3 separate regions of the Homo sapiens genome follow, and regions 2 and 3 are each linked to region 1. Evidence: chromatin loops called from intact Hi-C (ENCODE). Cell type or tissue: IMR-90. All regions are shown on one strand. Region 1 overlaps KCNJ16 (potassium inwardly rectifying channel subfamily J member 16). Region 2 overlaps LINC01483 (long intergenic non-protein coding RNA 1483). Region 3 overlaps LINC01497 (long intergenic non-protein coding RNA 1497).

What was found. A loop is a pair of places that touch in the nucleus more often than their neighbours do. Peaks named below come from ENCODE experiments on the same cell type or tissue, not always from the same donor. Only the 100,000 strongest peaks of a DNase experiment are listed, where the experiment ranks them.
Region 2: it touches region 1 in a loop (5-fold over the local background); 6 of 110 quality-filtered maps call a loop at or near these places.
Region 3: it touches region 1 in a loop (2.7-fold over the local background); 3 of 110 quality-filtered maps call a loop at or near these places.

The regions. Positions count from the first base shown.
Region 1 is chr17:70,133,975-70,141,974 of GRCh38, forward strand. KCNJ16 (potassium inwardly rectifying channel subfamily J member 16) reads left to right here. Exons shown (of 4, transcript NM_170741.4): 4 at 1-1,634. It overlaps LOC105371882 (a long non-coding RNA gene), which reads right to left. Exons shown (of 4, transcript XR_934953.3): 4 at 4,263-4,459. Among named protein-coding and RNA genes, the nearest start is that of KCNJ2-AS1, 31 kb to the right of the region's middle. In IMR-90, a CTCF peak has its summit at 4,078; DNase peaks (open chromatin) are centred at 3,597 and 4,077; H3K4me3 peaks cover 811 bases; H3K27ac peaks cover 2,535 bases.
Region 2 is chr17:69,866,037-69,874,036 of GRCh38, forward strand. The region is part of intron 4 of LINC01483 (long intergenic non-protein coding RNA 1483); the gene reads left to right. Among named protein-coding and RNA genes, the nearest start is that of LINC01497, 92 kb to the right of the region's middle. In IMR-90, no CTCF peak of the experiment used is centred here; DNase peaks (open chromatin) are centred at 4,305 and 5,035; H3K27ac peaks cover 2,765 bases.
Region 3 is chr17:69,964,424-69,972,423 of GRCh38, forward strand. LINC01497 (long intergenic non-protein coding RNA 1497) reads left to right here. Exons shown (of 5, transcript NR_110875.1): 2 at 1-129. Among named protein-coding and RNA genes, the nearest start is that of LINC01497, 6.7 kb to the left of the region's middle. In IMR-90, no CTCF peak of the experiment used is centred here; a DNase peak (open chromatin) is centred at 3,638; H3K27ac peaks cover 380 bases.

The DNA of each region.
Region 1 (8,000 bases):
AAGCAATTTTTTCTCTAACCGATGAGGCAGAAGAAAAGTTAACAGTATTTAAAGCAGCATTTCTCTCTTAACGTTCCTGGGAGACTCCAACAAATGGAGACCAGAAACAAGGCAACCACGACCTTGCTAGGTTCTCTGAGGAGGGGACTTTCTATGTTCACGTCCCACCTTCTTCGAGGACATGACCAAGGGACAGGATCATACAGATGAGGTGAGGGGATGGTTAGCAGCGATAAACATTCTCAGACCCTTGGAGAGAAACCGTTGCTAGCTTGCTGGTCCCGAAAGATTGCAACTTTGGCTGCTACAGAAAGGATAGAACCTTTTTGGGGGGAGGGTGGGGAGGGAGATATTTATTTGTGCCCAGAAGCAGTTATGTATGCTTCTTGTCTTGGTTACTGTACAAGATACAAATGACTCGAGTTGTGGATTGCAAGAAACTCTTTTATTAAACTTGGAACAACCATTTAAATGAAGGATTTTGTGAGATAGAATTCAATTAAAGCGATTTGAATGCACAGTAAGTGGATAATCTGAGTACAATGAAATTTCTTAAGTTTTAGAACATGAGATAAAGTTGTATACTCTACTTTCATGTTAAAATGTTAATCATGATTACTTTAAGCCCACATCCACTGAGTAAAGAGTCACTTTAAACTTTATAAATCAAAGAGATATTAGGAACATTCAGAATTATTTGTGTTTTGTTTTTGTTTTACATTGTTGCTGCACTGGCAATAAGTATGTGGCACTGTTTTTATTTGTTTATGTTATTTAAATACACACCCAGACACACACACACACAGTTTTTGCTTTTTCTGGAAAATCTTTCTTTCTCTTCTCTCTCCATGAAAATTAAAACACACAAGTGAATGAAGTAATTACATAGTCCAAGATTAGAAATACAAGTAAAATATATAGGTATAGGTAGATAGAGTGCCTTTCTGTTTCTTTTCTTTTCTTTTTTCTTTTTTTGTTCTTCCTTCCTTTCTTCCCTCCTCCCCCTCATCCTTCCCTTTCTCCTTCTTTTCCCTTTTTTTTTTTTTTTTGACCTGGGAGTAATAAAGTTACTTTTTAAATGCACGTATGCAATCTTTTATTCCTCTTGTTTTATGGATAAGAGATTTGTTCAGGTCAAAAGTTGCAAAACTGTTCTGAAGCTTAATATTAGAGACCCAAGTAAGATTGTTTTTAGTCTTGCTTGAGGAATGCACACTCCATTTAAAAAATTGTGCGCTCTGTAGATTTGGATTTTACAGCAGCAATTACTTGGCTAAATTAGAGTACTGCAATCTTGTAAGTAGAAAACAGCCACCATGACAATAAACAAAAACACTTAAAAATATTTTTAGCTTGTTTTACCTACATCTAGTTTCATTTCATCTTGCTTTGCTTTGTTGACTCTGCTACCGCTGATGTTTGCCTTGTCAATATCAGAATAGGGGCATCAGTGTCCCGTGAAATACATTTTGTTGTGCTATGAGCCTCTGTAATCAAATGCTTGTACTCAGAAGAGAGTGTAAAATCAGCATTTCTATGTAACATATATCTCTAATTATCTGTGTAATTTTATAACATACTTTGACAACCCCAGTGAGTTACTTAATAATAAAGATCTTAAAATAATGCAAAAACTGTGTGCATATACCTATATTTTCAGTGGTATAAGTTCTCTTTGCTGATGTGGTCAGAATTGGGTACAGTGCACCAAAAATAAGAATGCTGCTTCATAGAAAGAGAACATAGGCAGCATTGTAAAGCATTTTTATGGGTTTTTTAACAGCTTGTACAACAGGTATATCTGAAGTAAAAATTAGTTGCTTCTGTAAGTATCACAAGCAGGTTCTATGTAAAATGGCAATTCTAGTTTCAAATGCCCTGCCAATAACGAGAAGTTGGTTGAATATTTTTTCTTATGCCATCCACTTTTTCCCCCAAAATGAAATTATTCAATGAAGTTAAATAGATTTAAAATGAATTGTGGCATCAAGGTATTGCTCTACCATGTGCTATAGTTTCTGAAGGGGGCCCTGGAGAAGTGAGTAAGACTAAGGAGAGAGAAGAAAATATTATTTTCATGTGCCACCAGATTAGTGAGTATTATCAAGTGATTGATGCATGGATTTAATCCCCACAATAACATAGTAAGGTGGATTTTTTAAATTTCCATTTCATCGACTCTCCCATCATCTTCTTTTCCCTAACAAATTCCTAATTGGAAAACAATGTGTTCGGGTTTATAAAAAAAAAAAATACAGCTGTATTTCCAGTCCCGATGCAGGTTGCTGGAGGGTAGGGTTAACTGGCATAGTTCTGGCACATAAGATGTTAGCAGGAATCTATGGGTGCGGCTTTTATGAAAGCTTTTAAGCTGACTTGGCTGGCTCATGCCCTGTTCCTCTCCCTGCTCACCTTTCTCTCCATCTGGACCTCTAACTTGGTAGCTTATGCTCTTGAAGCCACCTTGTAAGAATGCAAATCAAGGACACCCCCTACAAGGGAAAATAGAAAGGTAAGAAAGACTGCAGCCCTAGATTGCACATCTCCAGACGTCTTTTTCATAAGTGAAAATAAATATGATTTCTAATTGACACAGCAATATATCTAAGGGAAATTATCCAGGAAACAAGCCTGGTTTAAAAAAAAAAAAAACGATGCACAGCTTAGGTCCAACTTGTACTTGTCCATGACAGTTGATGGAGTTGATCACTGTGGAAACAGCTAGCTTTCTTTCTTGCTTTTTTCTTTCTTTCTTTCTTTTTTTTTTTTTTTTGAGACAGTCTTGCTCTGTTGCCCAGGCTAGAGTGCAGTGTCATGATCTCAGCTCACTGCAACCTCTGCCTCCTAGGTTCAAGCCATTGTCCTGCCTCAGCCTCCCCAGTAGCTGGGATTACAGGCCTGCACCACACCCAGCTAATTTTTGTATTTTTAGTAGAGACAGCGTTTCACCATGTTGGCCAGGCTGGTCTCGAACTCCTGACCTCATACTTTCAAAGGAGTTGAGGACATGCCACTATCGTAAGACACACACACAAAGGATTGCTTTTGGCCTGGAAATCCCTCTGAGATGCTGGTGGTGGAGTGACCTTGATAAAAGGATTAACCAGGCCCACTGCTCTTTTGCTTCTTTCTTCCCCCCAACATAAAATCCACAGAAACCTGGATAAAGCAGGCACTGTACAACTTGGGCAAAAAATAAAACTGCTAATACTGTCTCAGACCCTCTATCCCTCACCAAGACCAAACTTCATCCATTTAGAATATTTGAGAGGATTTTTAATACACACAAAGGAATCCAGATTTTTCTTTAAATATTTGTATTTCATCATTTCTGAGTGGGCCAGGACATGTGCTGAGTGGATTCTCTGGGCCACTTTTATGTAAATTTTTAGGCACCAGATTCTACTCAGTTTAATATATTCTATCTATTAGTCTCATCAGTTACAAGCCTTGATTCTTCTGTTCTGAATGTTCTGTAAGGCGTGTGCAAAGTCCTGTGTCTTTTAAGGTAAGACTTGCCTGTGGATATCTAGAAACCACGCCTATTCACCCTGCGTACTCTATAAATCACAAAGCCCTGACTCAATTCTAAAATCAGCGTGGCCTCTCTCTCTCTCTCACTTTCATTTTTAAAGGAGCAGTATGACCCAGGCTCCCGAGAAGAGAGCTTCTGGCTCCACATGCAAAATGCAAGTTAGTGTTAACACAGAACACACAGATTATGCAGCAGGGAAGCACTTGGTAAATTCCTTTCAAATGTTCCCCTAGATAGGAGGTCTTTGAAAGCAAAAACTAGTAACCGAGATTCAGTCCAGATAAATCTGTGGGCAGACAGCAAGTGAGGTCCCCTAGAAGGGGCATTTTCCTAAAAAGACATAATCATAATGCTGCCCAGAAACCATCATTGGTCTGCATTACTTTGTACCTTTTCTTCAATCAGAAAAACCTTATCTACCAGTAAATTCCCAAGTGTTTTCTTTCACTGCTCTTGGTTTCCTAAAGCAACTGAACGCACTCCTCTTATGACTATGCGGTTGGGTCATGAGATTTGGCTTGGAGTAAGCAGCCTCTTGCCTCATCCTGCCACCCTGTGCTTCTTTCCTTGGAAATGTCCAAGCTTGTGGTTTGGGATTCTCTGTGCAGAGTTTTGAGACTTATGTCGACACCTCTACATGTTTTGAAATTCAATAGATTGAGTTGCTGAGCACCTAGCAGGGATGGTAGAAAAAACAAAAATAGAATGAATAAAATAAACTATGGCCTTTTCCTGTTGGGTCTCATTGATTTATTCTACTTTGTAAATATTGTAACGTAAAAGGATACCATGTCCAGGGTCTGTCTGCTGTCCCAAGAAAAAGCAGCTGGACTGAGCTGGAGAGTCTTCCAAATAAATAAGACAATCTGTGCTGGGTAATCACTCATCTCAGGCCTGGAGTGGAAACTCTGGGGACGCTTCAGGCTGCAGAGAAACAGGTTAATTATTTAAAGTATTTCAGCAAGCCTGATGGATGAAAACTCAAACAAATAGATTAAGTCTTGCTAAATTACATAGCCAAAGAATGCTGGTTTTTGTTTTTTTTTTTTTTTTCCTCTATGCTATCATTTACCACAGGGGCCAATGAAAGGTCTTTAATCACTGTCTAAGTAACCTGAACTTGAGACAGAAAGGGCCCCTGGAGATTTAGTCACTGTGAAAACTTCTTTACAGCAAGTTATCAGAAATCTTCAACTTTCCACATAAAATACTTCAGTCACATGCGATACTCACTGTGGTTAAATGCCCTTTATTTGAATTAGAAGCACATGTTGAAGATCAATTATTTATTGTGCTGCTGGTTGATTCTTTCTGACACTAGTTGGCCTGGGGAAGGGAGGCTAGTCATAGGGGCCGGGTTAAGGACAGAGCTAGCCTCTGCTAGCCGCCAATTCCAGAACCAAAGATTTTTAGGATATCAGGAGGACATCAGATCCCTTTTTATGTAGGAGGAAACCTCCAACTCGGGAGTTATCTGCCTAAAGAGTGACAGACATGGAGGGACGGAAGAAGAAAACACAATTACCAATGGCCAACCTGGGGCAATAAGCAGACCTGATGCTGCCCAAAGTTGAAGTATTGCTATTTTTTAATCAGTAAATAGCGCAAATGATCATTTCGAGACCCTTTGTTAAATAGCAAGCTAGTATTTTCTAGAAGTGCTATTGATCATTAAGTATTTAAAGAAGTGGCCGGGCACGGTGGCTCAGCCTGTAATCCTAGCACTTTGGGAGGCTGAGGCGGGTGGATGACCTGAGGTCAGGAGTTTGAGACCAGCCTGGCCAACGTGGTGAAACCCTGTCTCTACTAAAAAATACAAAATTAGCTGGACGTGGTGGCACGCACCTGTAATTCCAGCCACCTGGGAGGCTAAGGCAGGAGAATCGCTGGAACCCGGGAAGCGGAGGCTGCAGTGAGCCGAGACCATGCCGCTGCACTCCGGCCTGGGTGAGACTCTGTCTCAAAAGGAAAAAAAAAAAAAGTATTTGGAGAAGCTGGGAAAACAAAGGTAAAAAAAAAGAAATGTGGGAGGCAGCTGGTAAGAGTCATGATAAAGGAAGATAAACTTCTTCAAAATGTGCACAAACAACGATTGAATAAAAAAAAAAAAGCTCACACCTTTTCAGGGAAATGCTAATGTACAGTGAGGCACACCTATGTACACTGATTTATTGCCACCAAACCTTTTACCTTGGAAGCAGAAATGTTTAGTCTTTTGGCAGGGCCGGCCTTAAAGCATAAGCAAACACAAGGAGCAACAGGTTTTTTTGGGTTTTTTTTGGTTTTGTTTTTTTTGGGAGCAACAGGGTTTTTTTTTGTTGTTGTTTTTGTTTTTATCATTAAATGGAAGTGCTCCCTTCTTGAAACAAGTGCTATGAAGAAAACAGCCCAACCTGAGAGAATCACACAGATTTGGTCTGGATACAGCCACTTATTAACTGTGCCACCTGGAGCAACTGAGCTGCTGTCTCCAATTCTCAGTTTCCTTAGCTATAGATTTCCTTTCTGTATTAAGCTACAAATTTAAGGGTGCAGAATTAAGAATCAAATGCCTTAAGTTTGAATTCTAGTTCTTCTTCTTTCTTTTTTAAAAAATTAATTATTATTATTATTATTATTTTGAGATGGAGTCTCACTCTGTCACCCAGTCTGGAGTGCAGTGGCATGATCTTGGCTCACTGCAACCTCCACCTCCCAGGTTCAAGCAATTCTACCACTTCAGCCTCCAAAGTAGCTGGGATTAAAAGTAGCTGGGATTACAAGCGTGCGCCACCACACTCAGCTAATTTTTTTTTATTTTGTAGACATGGAGTTTTGCCATGTTGGCCAGGGTGGTCTCGAACTCCTGACCTCAGGTGATCCACCTGCCTCAGCCTCCCAAAGTGCTGGGATTACAGGCGTGAGCCACCATGCCCAGCCTAGTTCTACTACTTTCTTACTGTGTGACTTTGGGCAATTTACTTAACCTCTCTGGGCCCAAGTTTTCTCAACTGTGAAGTAAAGAAAATAACAGTACCCACCTTACAATTGTTAAAAGGGTTAGTGAGAAAATATTTATAAGGTCCTTAGAAGAATGCCTAGCACATAATGAATGCTAATACAGTGTAGGCAATTAATACTGCCAGCAGCAAACTCATCTCTTTTGGTGTTTCATAATTTACATTCCTTAACTTTTAACATTGACCTAATCAAAAAAACAAACAAAAAATTAAAAAGGAGAAATCACGCAACGATTTTAGTAGAAGAAATATAAATTATTCCCAATCCAAGTGTAAATTGTTTCCGTACTATCTGACCAAAATTACTTTGGATGATTTATATCATACATCCTTTCCATTGTGGGAGGCATGAGCATTCAGTAAAATACAGTTTTGAAAATAAAATACTACTCTACTCAGATACACCTAAAGCTTAGTGAATAGCAACAAACAGAGGAAAAATCAAACTGCATAAAATACAGGATAATCCTCCTGCATTATCTACTTACTGGGCATTAAATTAAAGCCATTTCCAAAAGTACTTAACTGCTTCATATCATAATAACATGTGTTATTTTCAAACTGTTCAACATGTTCCTGTTAAATTGGAGGGGTCCTGAGAGGAGTAGGCTTATCATGCCAAAATAACATATCACTACTCAACTAAGCTGCTGCTCATTGAACTCGAAAAACCTCACTGGCCTATGCTGTGCCAGTGGACCCCACAGAACTAAAAACTGCTCACAAGACAGAACCACACCTCATGTTGGGAAAGAACAGGTGTGTTGAGCACATTTGAGATGGGAGAAGAACAATTCATCTTTTTCTCTAAAATATGACATACTTTTGTAGTAAGATCATGGCTAAATCAGGCAGAAGTGGATTCAAATTCCTTTTTTAAAGGTGTGCCCCTTGGCAGCTGTATGAACTTTGGTAATTTTCTAATTGTCATTGAGCCTTAGTTTCTTCATGAGTGTAAGTGGAGCTAATCATATTTACCTGTGGGCTCTCTCAGTCCATGTTGTGCTGCTTATAACAAAATACCACCAACCAATTAACTTGTAATGAACAGAAATTTATTGGCTCACGGTTCTGGAGGCTGGGAAGTCTAAGATTGAGGGACAGCCTCCTAGTTGTGTCATCCCATGGTAGAAGTTGGAAAGACAAGAAAGGGCAAAGGAGAGAGAGGAAAGGTGACAAAGTCTCCCTTTTACAACGAATCCACTCCTGTGATAAAGGCGTTAGTCCACTCATGAAGGCAGAGCCTCCATGGCCTCTTCACCTCTTAAAGGTTTCACCTCTTAATACTGTTACAATGGCAATTCAATTTCTACATGAGTTTTACAAGGAACAAACATTCAAACTATAGTATGGGCTAATTGCAGAGTATGTTAGGATACCTTTACACACAAACACATATATATGAACATACCTATATATATATGTGTGTATGTATGCTTATATACATGTATATATATGTATGTATA
Region 2 (8,000 bases), 270 kb before region 1:
GCAAATGACAGGGTTAAAATGTTGAAGGGCTTAAGAGGGTTTAAATAGTTCCTTTGGAAAATGAAGGCTGAATAAAGAAATTCAAGAGAGAGCTGGACAGCATCAGGCATGCCTTGAGGTTAGGGGCTTGAGGTTAGAGGTTAGGTGTTTTTAAGGCATCAACCTGTAAGACAGCATAATTTTCTCTAAGCAGGGAAAAAGGTGACATTTTGACTTATCTGGGTGGCTGGAACAGAAAACAAACAAACAAACAAAAAAAGCAAAAACATTAAACTTAGGGAGGTCAAGGTACTGACAAAGAAGTGTGAAAGGAAAATAAATATTGGGCCCCCAAAATCACTCAAGCTGGGAACTGCTTAGGGCAAACCTGCCTCCCACTCTATTCAGAGTCACACCTCTGCTCACTGAGATAAATGCATATCTGATTATGTATTTGGAGCAGCTAATCAGAGGCTCAAAAGAATGCAACCATTTGTCTCTTATCTACCTATGACCTGGAAGCCCCTCCTTTAAGCTGTCCTACCTTTTTGGACTAAACCAATGTGTATGTTACACATATCAATTGATGTCTCATGTCTCCGTAAAATGTATTAACACCAAGCTGTGCCCCGACCACCTTTGGCACATGTCATCAGGACTTCCTGAGGCTGTGTCATGGGTGTATGTCCTCAACCTTGGCAAAATAAACGTTCTAAATTAACCGAGACCTGTCTCAGATTTTTGGGGTTCACAGAAGTCTCTGGGCTGGTGAACAGTGAGCTGCATAGGGAAGGAAGTGAGGAAGGAGGGGCTTATGGGAATAAGTAAAGGCTCAAAGGGTTGGAGATTGTATGCAGGGGAAGTACAGGTAAAGAGAAGCACCCGAGAGGGAGCTAAAACTGTAGGCGTCCGTCCAAGAAGTATCGGTGGCATTTACTGTAATAAGGATGACATTTGACTGTGGGAACAAGGAGCTAATGAAGTGTGCAGGGAAAGGGGACTGGAGTGCTGAGAGTGTGGAGGAACCAAGAGGGCCGGGCATCAGAGGTGTCATCCCTGTGCCTATTGGAGACTCGCAGAGTGTTGGTAGGAACTGTGATGGCAATGAAGATGGAAAGCCACATGCCAAAGTCCTTGATGAAGGAAGAGTGGGTACTGGGGAGTGGATTGATGAGGACAACATGGCAGGGCAGAGGAGAGTCAAATGCAGGAACTTCAAAGGGAAAAGAGGTTTTACCCCAGGCAGATAAACTCATGGATTTGGAAGATCTGCAGAAGAAATTTTACCTCTGGGAGAATCAGGTCGTAATCACCACAGTGAGGCAGAGAAATATAGAGTAGAAAGGTTAAAGATGTAGGAGTTTATTTTGCTATGGGATTACCCCCATGGAAGAATGGATTTCATCTAATCATTCAGGAAAGATATTTTTGGGGGGCTTACTATTCTAGAAACTGGGTATACAGAAGTAAACAAAATAAGCTAATTTACAGTATCCATAAAGTTTTTACATTCTAGTTGGAGGGAGATAGAGGAAAATCACATAGAATGATATTCAAATACACAGACATACCTACCTACAATCCTCTTGCTGTTTTGCTAATTGTAGCAAAGTAATATTGTATATATACTGCATATTCATAAATTGCACGTTATCTTACTAACTTGGATAAACTTAGTCTTTATTAGATGTTAATAGGAGTTGCAAAAGAAGAGAACTTGCAAAAAAAGAGAACTTTGTCAAAAGGATGTTTGGATTTATATGTTTAGAATAAGAGATGGTGGCTGGGCATGGTGGCTCACACCTGTAATTCCAGCACTTTGGGAGGCCAAGGTGGGAGAGTTGCTTGAGCCCAGGAGTTCGAGACCAGACCGGGCAACATAGGGAGATCTCATCGTTACAAATAAGCAAAAAGTTAGCTGGGTATAGTGGAGCATGCCTGTAGTCCCAGAAACTCAGGAGGCTGAGGTAGGAGGATGGTTTGAGCCCAGAAGTTCAATGCTGCCGTGAGCCATGATGGTGCCACTGCAATCCAACCTGGGTGACAGAGTGAGACCTTGTCTCAAAAAAAAAAAAAAAAAAAAAGAAAAAAAGAAAAAGAAAAGAAAAACCCCAAACAAAAAGAATAAGAATAAGAATAAGAGATGGCTGACCTGTACACAATATGTCAAGTGGTGTGTTGGCCAGTTTTTGCATTACTGTAAAGAAATATCTGAGACTGGGTAATATATATAGAAAAGAGGTTTATTTGGCCCATGCTTCTGCAGGCTGTACAGGAAGAATGGTGCCAGCTTCTGCTTCTGGTGAGGCCTCAGGAAGCTTACCATCATGGCAGAAGGAAAAGGGGAAGTTGGTGTATCACACAGCCAGAGCAGGAAAAGGAGAGAGGGAGCAGGGCCCACACACTTTTAAACAACCAGATCTCATGTGAACTCAGAGTGAGAACTCACTCATCACCAAGGGGGTGGTGATAATCCATTCATAAGAGATTCACCCCCATGATCTGAACACCTCCCACCAGGTCCTACCTCCAACACTGGATACTACATTTTATCATGAGATTTGGAGGGGACAAATATCCAAACCGCATCAGGTAGAGATGAGTTTAGTAAAGAAACATCCAGGCCGGGTGCGGTGGCTCACGCCTGTAATCCCAGCACTGTGGGAGGCCAAGGCAGGTGGATCGCAAGGTCAGGAGTTCAAGACCAGCCTGGCCAACATGGTGAAACCCCATCTCTACTAAAAATACAAAAATTAGCCAGGTGTGGTGGCGGGCACCTGTAGTCCCAGCTTCTCGGGAGGCTGAAGCAGGAGAATCGCTTGAACCCAGGAGGCGGAGGTTGCAATGAGCTGAGATCACACCACTGCACTCCAGCCTGGGCGACAGAGCAAGACACTGTCTCAAACAAACAAACAAAACATCCAGCCGGGTAAATTGAAGGCACAAGATTTTGAGAGAAAGTGAAGAAGTTAAACTTGCTAAGGAGTGGCTTTATGCACTGGGGGAAGAGAGGGAACAGATATTGCAGGTAGCACTAGGAAGAGTCTGTCAGGCAGAAGACACAACACAGAGTTGCAGAGGTGGCTTTGAGTGAGTGGTAATCTGTGGAAGAGGTGTCTAATGACAGGAAAGTACAGATAATCCTGCGGACAAGATGAGGAAGGCTAGATAACTAGAAAGCCTTCGGTCTTGAGTATTGATCTAAAATGGGGAAGTGAATATAGTGAACTGTAAGATTTTTTATATTCAAAAATGCTGCAGCCACAAAAAAGAATGTCCTTTGCAGGGACATGGATGAAGCTGGAAACCATCATCCTCAGCAAACTAACACAGGAACAGAAAACCAAATACCGCATGTTCTCACTCATAAGTGGGAGCTAAACAACGAGAACACATGGACACAGGGAGGGGAACATCACACACCGGGGCCCGTCGGAGGGTAGGAGGAAAGGGGAGGGAGAGTATTAGGACAAATACTTAATGCATGCGGAGCTTAAAATCTAGATGATGGGTTGATGGGTGCGGCAAACCACCATGACACATGTATCCCTATGTAACAAACCTGCATGTTCAGCACATGTATCCCAGAACTTAAAGGAAAAGGAAAAAAAAAATGCTGGAAGCCATTGCCCCAAATGCTGAGTTCTAAGCAGAAAACTTGCAAGTTAGAATCCTGAGGACTCCAAGGTTAAGGCAGCACATGGATATTCAGTTGCCTTCTCTCTAGACTCCAGAGTCCCTGCAGAAGTCTGGCAAAGATAGCCTGGTCTGATCATCTTCAGAATCTAAACACACCTCATTTACATAACTACTCACTGTAGGTTGTTTTCAGTTGCCTTCTAAGATTGAAAATGCTAAGGCTTCCCCAGGTTTCAATATTACTTGGTCATTTTTTTTGGTAAGAATCTGACAGGTCAGTAGTTAGATGACCAAATGTTTGAAGAAAGAGTTACTGAAAGGTGATATGGTTGGATTGGTGCTTTAAGTTGAAGACTGTGGACATAATGGGTAGAATAAGAATCCCCGAATAATGGTTGTGATTGTGAAAATGGAAAGTAGATGATAACCTTAAAGAATTTGTGAAGTTGAAGAAAGTGGAGCATTTGCTGGAAAGCACTTCCTCAAAATCTTGCATCTCAAAGGAGTACTGGTTCTGCCTGACAGAACAGCATTGACCTCCACCTGAAAGAGCAGGCCTGACTCAGTGCGTCTCTGGTCCCCACACTGCAGTCACAGTGTGGACATTCTTTTGCAGTGTGTGGTAGCTCCCCCAGGGCAGTGGGCCTGAAGAGACTTGGGGGTAAGTGGTCAGGATTGCTTCCTGCAACAGTGAGAGGTCCTGACTCATGGGCTCTGGATCCCCTCTGACTAATGATCTGCAACTGACCCTCTGCTTGTTCTCTAGCAGGTCCATTCAAGGCAGGAATTGTAATTTCCTAGGACACAATGCTAGGTGAAAGGGTTCATTGTGTCACCAAGAATGACACAGTAATTTAAGCCTGGGAATGCAATTTATTCAAACTCCTCATTTCCTAAATGAGCTCAGATTAGAACAATCTCTTAAAGAACAATTTTAGAAATGTTGATGTTTTTCTTTTTCTTTTCTTCTTTTTTTTTTTTTTTTTTTTACAGGGGGTGGGTGAGTGAGTAGGATGGAGGTGGCCATGGAAAGAAAGGAGAGGAGGAGGCTTTCCATAACCATGACTTGAAATGACCGAGTCAGAAGGTTATGGCTGTTAGGAGGAGTTAGGACCAAGAAACATGCACTTTCTGCCAGTGGGGTCCAAAGTATTCTGCATATCTCAGACAAGTGCAAACCTGCCTTGCCTTTCTCTCTGTCTCCCTAGGAGGTACTGTTTGTGTGACAAAGAGAGTTGTCAGTAATCCAGCAGACACCCTCTTGTACTGCATTGAAATCCAGCACATTCCTCCCTACAGTAGGAAGGACAGACTGGGCTTGCTTTGGGGTTTATTAACCATCTTGAACTATTTTCCAAATGTTTTAGGTTCGAAAAAACCTGAATCACATTGGGCCACAGCCACTTTTTCTTCTTCGCTATTAAGCCTATGTGTATTTTATGGGAAATGTAATCCATATGTTTCTGATTCCTTTACACTTAACTCATCAAGCAGGATTTGTTAAAGCTATTTCATGCCCTGGATGCCTTTTGAGCCGTTTCCTTGTGACTTTCAAAGCCTTTTATTCTCCAGAAATAGGAAGTTACATTTTATGAAATGTAAATGAGCTTGAACCCCCAAAGGTCTTATTTGGGTCAGAATTTGGAACACTTGGGATCAGTAAGAAGCATGCTCTATTCCACTCTTTCAGAGGAATTTCAGCTCAGGGAATACTTTTACACTTTTCAATGCATAAAATTGGCTAAACTTTAATTAAGATGTACTTGGGAGAAAAAAAAAGCAAAAAAAAAATTTCATTGTAAGAGCACATATCATTAATGAAAAGGGGTAAATATTTCTGAATAAATAAAAGCTACCTCAGCTAAATTACCATAAAATAAAATAAACCGAAACAACCAAATACGTCTCCGAACATCACTAACTATGATCCTGTTGCTAAATTGCTGTTTTAATTTTGTGGCCCTAAAGTGAATCTCCAGTAAATATTTTTTCAATACCTCCCACCAGAACAATTAAAATAATTTTCCAGGAGCAAAGCTGTTTTCATGTCTTGGCAAAATATCCTGTTGTCTGAGAGCTCCTATTCTTCAGCAGTAGAAGTTTGCAATTAAAAAAATTAAAGAAATGCATAATCTAAAAATTCTCTCCTCTCCTCTAATTCTAGGAAGAAATTCCATGTTGGGTGTGACATAATAAAACAGGCTCAATTCCGAGCCTTTGCAATTGTTTCTTTTTCTGCCTGGATTAATCTTCCCTACGATCATGAATCTGTCTCCTCTGTTATCTCTTCACTGAGGCCGGCTCTAACTGTCTGGACTGAAAGAACTCTCCCAATTCTCCTTTTGTTACTCTCTACTCCATTTATCCGTTTTACGTTTTTCACAGGAATTAGCATCATCTACCATTGCTTAATGTCATTTGTGCACTTATATTTTCTTTTCTCAATGAGAATCTAAACACATCCCTGTATCCCGTTACTAAAACGTTAGCTGACAAATGGCAAGCACTCAATCAATGTTTACTAAATTTAATTGCAACAATTTGTTCAACACCTATTGACACGTATTATGCACCAGGTTTTATGCTAGATATCAGAGATATAATGAAATATAAAACCAAGTTCCTGTTCTCAAGAACCTCCCATCTTGAGGACAGAGAATATAAGTCAATTACTCTAGTGGTGTGTGGTAATTTTACTGGGGTCCTAATCCAGACCCCAAAAGAGGGTTCTTGGATCTCCTGCAAGAAAGAATTCAGGGAAAATCCATAGAGTAAAGTGAAAGCAAGTTTATTAAGACAGTGAAGGAATAAAAGAATGTCTGTTCCATAGACAGAGAAGCCCAGAGGGCTGCTGGTTGCCCTGGTTATTTGTTGATTATATGCTAAACAAGGGGTGGTGGATTATTTATGCCTCCCCTTTTAAAACCATATAGGGTAACTTCCTGATGTTGCTATGGCATTTGTAAACTGTCATGGCGCCGGTGGGAGTGTAGTAGTGAGGACAACCAGCGGTTACTCTCGTGGCCATATTGGTTTTGGTGGGTTTTGGCTGGCTTCTTTACTGCAACCTGTTTTATCAGCAAGGTCTTTATGACCTGTATCTTGTGCCAACCTTCTGTCTCATTCTGTGACTTAGAATGCCTTAACCATCTGGGAGTACAGCCCAGTAGGTCTCAGCCTCATTTTACCCACCTCCTATTCAAGATGGAGTTGCTCTGGTTCACATGCCTCTGACAGTAAGCTAAAGTTTGCTTGAGAAAAGTGAATTGAAAAAGCCTAGTTATTTTATTGCATAATTAGAATAAGAGGTATCAGAAGCACATTTATCAAAGCTACCAGATAGGAATTAACTTCTTCTAGGATAAAATACATTGTTGTATTTATCACCCTAATGTAGTTTGGAAAAAGCCTACCTTATTGTGCAATATAAATCAAGACTTAAGAGAAACTGTAGAGGATACTAGTTAAGGGAACTTAAACACATTTTTTTTCCTTGATTTTATAGGTAGGTTTTCAAATGGGAAATGAATTGTTTACGTTCATTTGCAAAATGAAGAGAAGGGAAAGAAAAGGCGCTAAGGCTAGACTCACAAAAGCCGAATTCTCATGTGAAGTCCAGCCTTGTGGCTACCCATAAAGCAGTGGCATTCCAGGTTTATCAAAGCCTGAAAATAAAATACAACTATCCAGAACGTATTGGTAAGAGAAGATGTTAATCTTGATCCTCAGGTTCAAATAGAAAAACACCTTCCAAGTTGAAACTCTTCCCTGCCTTTTCAAGCCAGAAGAGTCCACATTGGTGTCTATACAACTTGATTGAATAATTGACAACTCTCATCTCTGCACTTTGCCCTTTAGATTTTCTCACACGCCTTGCCAAACCAACATCTTGGGAACATGGACACCACAAACTTTTTAAAATGGAAATATGTGGACTCCCATAGAAGACGTGCTACAAGCACATAAAACTGACTAAAAGCTTTCTGAGAACAGAAACCAAGTTGGAGCTCACCTTTCTCGCATTTCTATCCACAGTAATTCCTACTCAAAGTCAGTTAAGGGAATTTAATTGCCAATTAAATTAGTGCCTTTTCTCACCTGTAAGAGGTCACTTGCATTATTTTTAGTATATTTGGAAATGAAGGCATAGAAACATACACCAGGCTTCCAGGTTACTTGGCGACAAGGTTTTTTTTTCCTAAAATTTCTAGGAATAGGCTACCTCCATGTCTGTAATGGGGGTAACATCAGCGTGAATGGAAGAGTAAAGATTTCTAAAAATCTGCTTCTCTATAAAAACAATAAGAACACTGGCAAAATTTCCAAAATCAGCTTTTCCAGACCTGGGAAACCTCGCAGAAATCCAAGGAGCATTTACTCAG
Region 3 (8,000 bases), 170 kb before region 1:
GTTGGCTGGGCTACCTTCCCTTCTGGAGACTCTAAGGAAGAATCCATTTCCTTGTCTTTTCCAGATCCTAGAGGCTACCTGCATTCCTTGGCTTTTATCCCCAATCTTCCATCTTCGGAGCCAGCAACAGTGAGTTGAGTCCTGATATGGCATCACTGTGATCTCCTCTGCTGCTCCTTCTTCCATTTTTAAGGGCCGTGTAATTACATCGAGCCTACGTGGATAACCCAGGATAACCCCTCTCTTCTAATATCAGCTGTCAAGCAACCTAAATTCCATTACAACCTTAATTTCCCCCATTCAGCCATATAACTTAATATATTCACAAGTTCCAAAGATAAGGAAGTGGACATCTTTGAGGGTGTGTCATCATTCTGCTTAACATGGAGTGTAAGAGAAAAGCTACAAATATCAATGACTTAACTAAATAATAAGTTTATCTCTTATTAACATTGGGAGTTTCTGGTAGAGCAATCCTCTAAGTGACTATTCAGGGACTTAGGCTCCTTTCATCTTCTGCATCTGCCTTCCTACTGAGCTTGAAAGCCTTCCCTGTCCGGTTAATACATGAAGAAACAGAGAGAGGCTTTTGTGTGTGTGGTTTTATGCACCAGGCTTGGAGGCAGTGAAAATTATTTCTACCTATATTTTCATTGACAATACTCAGTTATGTGGCTATACCTAAGTACAGTGGAAGTTAGGAAATATAGTCTATCTATGTGCTTGGGACATGAAGAAAATACATTTGATGAAGAGCTAGTCAGTCTGTGCCAATTCTGTCCATTTGTTCACCAAACATCTATTCCATTTTTCCTGCCACACATGGAACACACGGGTGTCCTTTCTGAAGGTGGAAAACTAAAGGTCCCAACAAGTCATTGCAGAAAACTTAAAGTCCAGCATCCTTGAGTGATGCTCATCTCTCTAGACCAGAATTGAAGTGGCTTCTTTGAGCCTACAAATGATATATATTTATACACACACACACACACACACACACACATGCAAACAAACACACACATGCATACATATACCATGCAGGGAAGATACATAGATACGGGAAAACATTTTAGACACCTGTTTGGTAAAGGAAAAAATGAGAGGCATGCAGCTGTTACTGAACCATAGCAATTTTGAAATCATGTTAGGCACATATTAAGGGTCCTATTATTTGGCTGGGAAAAAATCTTTCGTTTATTCCTAAATTATGCTCCCTAGAATCTCCTTTCTTCACTGTTCTCCATGGTTACTGATTCCAGCCTCTGAGAGATTCTTCTTTGTCTATCTTTCCCATGACCTTCAGGAAGTGGGATTGGAGATTATGTTTGGTGCTGATAAAAGCTGGGGGACCCAGCACTAATCTTAAAGCTTAAGAAGTCAATACTTTCAGTCCATGCTCATAGAATCCTTAGGGAAACAATTTTCCCCAAACTAACAGACATTGAAATTGTCTTGTTTCTAGTCAATTACATGTGCCAATAACTACATTTGAAGTTTTCTCAATGTGATAATTCTCATGACTGATTTATTTTTTGCTTCCTCATATACACCATTCTAAGCCACTCCCAACCTCCCTGAAGCTATCTGAAATAATATTTTTGAATACTGTTTCCTTAGTCTAATCCTTATATTAAATTGTCTGTTTTTTAACAATAATTTTATTTGATTGTTGTCATTCAGAGCCTTTTTCAATTTATCTTAATTAGGATGCAGAAGCACTCAGGTTTATTAACTCTAAAAGTTATTGATCTCTGGATACATATCCATTTCAATTTCTGCTTCAAAATAAGTCTGTTTTTGTCTGTGCTCATCTCTTTCTTGTAATACATTGCTAAGAAAGGCCAATAGTAGCAAATAGGCACTGTTACTCTCATATCAATCTCTTGTCCTCACGTCCAAAAACTACAGGCTTATAGGCTCATGAGGTGTGTTGTGCCTTTCTATTTAATGTATGAAGTGGTTTTACCATATGTTTTGCCATGAAACAACATGACCTGAACCTTCATTGTTCCAACCTCATCTATCAGCCTCCATGAGGCTATCTGAAATAATATTTGTGAATACTTATTTCCTTAATCTGATCTCTATCCTAAGGCTGCATTATAGGTTCTGGGATCCTTCCCTTTTCAGGGACAAATGGAAAAAAACAACAAGGATCACTTGTGGGATATTGTGATAAAATGGGCCTGAAATTGATTAACATCTTTTCTGCCCACATTCTGTTGGTCACAATTAAGTCATATGGCCATATTTAATTGCAAAGTGTGATAGAAAATGTATTTGTGTGTGTGTGTGTGTGTGTGTGTGTGTGTGCCCAGTGGGAAATGGCAATGGATTTTAGTGCATATGTGCAGTCTCTGTCACACCAAAAAGTACAAAACTAAGTATCTGGGTATGCCAAATTCAGCTATATTGTTAGACGGTATTGCTTAGAGCATTATGAACTATTATTGATAGTTACTGAACATTTAACAGCAAAAGATCTGTTGATAGTATGATATCAATGTGCAGACGATTTAAAAATCTTGAGGCATTCCAACTATCATACACAAATCAGAGGCAATTCATTTACTTAAGCTCATTATTGACTACCTATTATGTATTGGACTTTATGTTATGTGCTATGCAAAGAAAAAGCACAGGATATATCTGTAACCTCAAAAAGCTCTCAGTATTCCAGAAGAGGCAAACATACACACAAGTAACTAAAACACATTTTTTTGTTCTATTATGCAGTTATAAACATTATATAGGAGCACAGAAGAGGGAACTACTATGTCTAGTCTTATTTAAAAACAAAAGAAAACAGAGACAGCAAGAAAATAGTAACTATTAAGAATGCTGTGGTTTGTTTTTGTTTTTGTTTGGTTTTACTATGTAAATGAAGTATCTCATCAAATAAGGAAGACTTTATGAGCAGGGAGTTATCAAAATGCTGAACATGGCTGGACGCGGTGGCTTATGTCTGTAATCTCAGCACTTTGGGAAGCCGAGGCGGGCGGTGACCTGAGGTCAGGCGGGTGGTGACCTGAGGTCAGGAGTTCAAGACCAGCCTGGCCAACATGGTGAAATCCTGTCTCTACTAAAAAATACAAAAATTAGCCAGGCATGGTGGCAGGCGCCTGTAATCCCAGCTACCTGGGAGAGGCTGAGGCAGAAGAATCGCTTGAACCTGGGAGGTGGAGGTTGCAGTGAGCCAAGATTGCGCCATTGTACTCCAGCCTGGGAAACAAGAGTGAGACTTTGTCTCAAAAAAAAAAAAAAAAAAAAAAGTGCTGAACATGCTGCCCTGAAGAAGCAAAACCCAAAGGTGTTCAAAAAGGTCAGTGGTTTGTCTAATTCAATGTTTTGGGGAAGATATCTTGAAATCTTAAAATCCAGAACAATATTTAAAGTAAGAAAAGAAGCAAAGCCATTTTTTCCTCTTTGGTGGTTGTTATTGTTGACGTTGAAGAGTAACTGGAAAGAATAAGTTAAATGGTCAAAAGTTTGTTTTTGAGATGCCTGCAGTATGGCACTTGGGCAACCTCCCATGATGCTAGATCCCTGTTGGGTCTGACGAAGGCAGACATTCATTAAGCCTCTCACCACCAGTGGTTGGATCCCATCCACTTCATGCAAGTAGACAACCACAAGTATTTTATTCCGTATATCAGTACCAGAAGCTAGGAGCATGGAATGCACACAGTATGCTTTGAACCTCATAATTGTTCCTTGTAATAATAAATTTTTACATTTGAACCTGTGAGTTATCAAGGAAAAAAAAACAAAAAGCCACTTTGGTTAAGGGATAGACTTAAAATAACAGGAATTATGGAAATGGAAAAATACCACTTTTCTTTGTTGGCTCAAGGATTTATGTGTGGGGAAAAAATGATTCAGAGGTGATGGCCTTTCTTGGACATTAACAAACTGTAGAGGAGTTTGCGTCCCTGACAATGGATGGTGTGTAAAATCTAATGGTGGTGGGGGTGGGAGGAAGAGGCTGGATGTGGCAGAAAAAGAGAGGCTGAGCTTAGGCAGTTTTATACTTACAAAGGGAGAAATTGTTTGGATTTTTTTTCTTTTTTGGAAAGAATATCTATTGTTAAAAGTCACTTCAGCCTTTGCTAGAGAGTGAGAATAATTGGGCTTTAAAATATTAATAGAATATGAATATTGATGAAAAGTGAAATATCCTACAAACAACAGGCTTTTTCCAGCCAATTTGTTATACTCAACTCATGCCGATCGGATTCTGAGCTTTATACAAATAAACTTTAGATGGAAAATAAATCAAACATTTAAACATTAGAAATCTCATGACAAAAGAATAGAGAAACAAATAGACATTTCTTTCCTAAGAGTTGAAATTAAAGAAAAAATTCACAGTTGAAATTTCAATACATTAAAAAATTTCTAATGTAAAAACTTATTTTCTGTTGAAATGCAAACCACATATTACAGTGATAGTTACATTACATAGGGGATTGAGTTCATCTCTTAATGCCTCATGCAAATTTATAAGAAAATAATTAGCATAATTAACAATAATTTATTGGTCGATGTTATAGTAAATGTATAAATGAACAAATAAAAATAGCAGATATGCTAATGGAAACTGTTTAATTATGCTAATAATAAGAAAGTATCATAAGTTAAGATGTTATTTCACATATTAAATTATGGTAAACACAGAAAGAGAATGTTTAAAGCTAGCAAGAGTATCATCGGCCTGATTATCCTTCACTGATGATGATGTTATAAATTGGTAAAACTGTTTTAGGATGCAACTTGAAAACGTGTGTATTTGTTGATTGAATAAGCTGAATTTAGTGGATGAAATTGTGAAATGATTGTATTTTTCTTCTGCAACAGCCTGTTAAATTCTGTGTTGAATTTTCCATCCTTGCCCCCCGACAAAAACTTCTGATAAATTAATCAGTAGAGCTGATTACCAGTAGAGCTGATGTACAAAAGCCTAGTCAAAATTAAGAAACAAAACAAAACCAAACCACAAAATCTTTTATTGTCTCATCCTCTTTTAAGCTTCTCCCCTGGACCCCTGATGTGGGACTTGGAAAATTACAGTAAGGAAAGTAGATACTTCATTATTTTCCCACTTTATTCTTTCATCTTCCCTTACTCAAGATGTTATTTCTTGACCCCGTCTTGGTGATGTTGGGTAGATAAGAGAAACCAGGGTGGAAAAGTTATTTATCAATCAACACAGTTGTAATCTGGAGCCAGACAGATACCTAAATGCTGTCTTCCTACTGAAGATATTTTGTAGGTTCTTCAAAAAAGCCAGTGAAAACAATCTGCTATATTATTCACTGTCTTGGGCAGTGCCCCAACTAGCTGGCTATGAATGCCATCCACCTGAACCTCTGCTTCTTGGGTAATCTTTCTATAGCCTCTTAGTGCTGTTGTCTGTTAGCCCTCGCAGGTAAGCCACATGTTGGGATCCTTTCTAGGTAATTTATGCCTCGCTACCCTCTGTAGGGTCCACACTGGCTCCACTTTTTCTCCGTGTTCAGCCATCAAGACTATTTCCAGCCAATCTCCTGTCTTTAAATTTTGCAGGCAAGAGCTGGCCTCTTTGTTTTCCAAATCCCTCACATATCAAGATCTAAATTCCCTCACTTGGCCTGAGGTTAGTTAAGAAAGTATGAAGGAAGGAAAGAGAAATGCTGAGTAATGCTGACAACTGTTCCAAAAAAATAATTGATCAATTCCCCTAATGAATGCTTACCTTTTGTTGTATAAGGGAAGGCAGGTGATGGACTAAGAGCAGCTGAATCTGTTTTGGGAAAGCCCTTTTGCAGCTCACATTTAAAAGATCGGGCATCTCTCTTCAGAAGGTACAGTAATTATTGCATACACTTTTGAGCTTTGAAATCGTAGCCCAAACTGAGACAATGGAAAAGTCCCATTTAGATGTTACACATTTTAAAAAATCTTCAGAATTTCCAAACTTTTAGCCTCTAGGGGAAGAAAACAGAAACAACTAAATTATGTAAAAGCTTGGTGCGTTAAGATAGTAATTATAGTGTTAATTTGAAAACTATAAAATTTGAAAATGAGAATTTGAAAGTAATCCAATATCTCATAATAGGAGAATAGTTAAGAAAGGGCATATCTAAATTAAAGAAAACCTGCCTTCTAAAATAATGAGCTATGTTATTGTGCAGGAAAATATAATACAACATTGAGTTGGAAAAATGAGACATAAAATTGTATTTACACTATGTTTATAACTATGTAAGGTACATATTTAAGAGGTTTGGGTCAGGAAATAAAACAGCTAGTTGTCTATCACAGCCCTGGAACTTGGTAGCTCGGTAACCTTAAGGACATTATTTAAAGTCTCCAACTTATCTCTCTAAAAAGAAGATAATACTTTCTGTTGTTTTCATGAGACTTACATGCGCTAAAGCATTGCCTGGCACTTAGTAATTAATTAAAAAGCTCTATTGAAAGACTGAAAAGGACACACAAAAATGAAAATAGGAGTGATGTTAAAATGATTTAAAATTCTTTTACATTATTTGTAATCTTCCCATAATGCTGTTTTGTTACTTCCATAATTAAAAACAAACTAAAAAAGCTAAACAGTAGGGGGACAATATATTGGTGACACCAACCCACAAACATGTAGGACATCTAAACAGGAGGTTGCACCAAATTGAGGCTTCCTCATATATCACAGACAAAATTGTTTTCCCAAGATACTGTGTTAACCAATCAATTCAATGCTCATTCCAACCAATTGGCATGTTCTAGTAACCTTTGTATCACCTGGGTATCATTGGCATAGATTTTAAACATACGTTACAGCAGTTCACTTTGCTTTCTTTGTAGTCCATTTCTGTCAAGTTACAAAACCCAAATAAAATATTTCAGAAACAAACCAGGGCTATTATCCAGTTTATGAGCATTTAGATAAAAAGGGAAAAATCACAACCCCCTGAAGTAGGCTTAATTCAAACAAGAGAGTATATCTTGCAAACCATTCGATAATTTTTATTACAGTTTTTGATATGCACTTATTATCTAGACTATAATCTGCAAATGAATTGGGTATTAAAGTAAACCACTTTTGAAAGTTTGCAAATAAACTATCTCCCTATATATTATCACTCTTTTATTTGCTCTTATTTGGACTAATAAAGATGAAAACATTATGTGCCTTATTTCAAACCAATAAGAGAGCCAAAGAGAACTTTGAAAAATGATGTAAAGGTTGAAAATTTAAAAGTGCTTCCTTTAGTGGGTTTTGGACAAGAACCTTGACCATATCCCAGAAATATATAATTGATTCACCTAAGCTTGTTTCTTAAAGACTAAGTAAAACTATTATTCACATATGTACTTCTCATATGGCTTTATGCTGTTGCTTCTCGTGATAACTTAAAATAATTTTTAAAATCCATATTCTCAGATTTGAGGTGAAATCTGAACAAGTGCAATTACGTGTCTTTCTTCATAGTTACACGTGGATAAACTACTAAAAATAAACCCCAAAATAAAAACATTTTAAACGTAATATTGGAGAATTTTCTTCCATTAACTCTTTATTACTTAAAAGACGGTGAATTTTGTCTGGAACCTTGTGGTCAACTATTTTAAAATGAACATAGAATTGGGGGTAGTAGGTCATTGATATTTCTGATTTTTAAAAATTTGAGTTCAGTAGTTTATCCATCAAATGTTGCTAGAAAACATTAAGATCTGAGTGTCATACAACTATAAGCATTGATTTCTGAGTTACGGCAGCTGGGTGGGAAGGGTACATCTTGGCTGAGATCAGCTGGTCTTTGGTTCCAGCCACGTATTTGGATCAGTTTTGCTCCAAGTGTTCTCAGCTTTTGAGAGTAGTAGGCTGGATGGGGAATGTTCTCATGATGTGGGATGAAAGGTCCCAAAGGTGATGAGAGAAAAAAAAATGCCACTTAAGGCCTAGGCCTGGAATGTAGGCCATTCCCATCCCATTATTGTAAGTTACATGCCCAAGTATT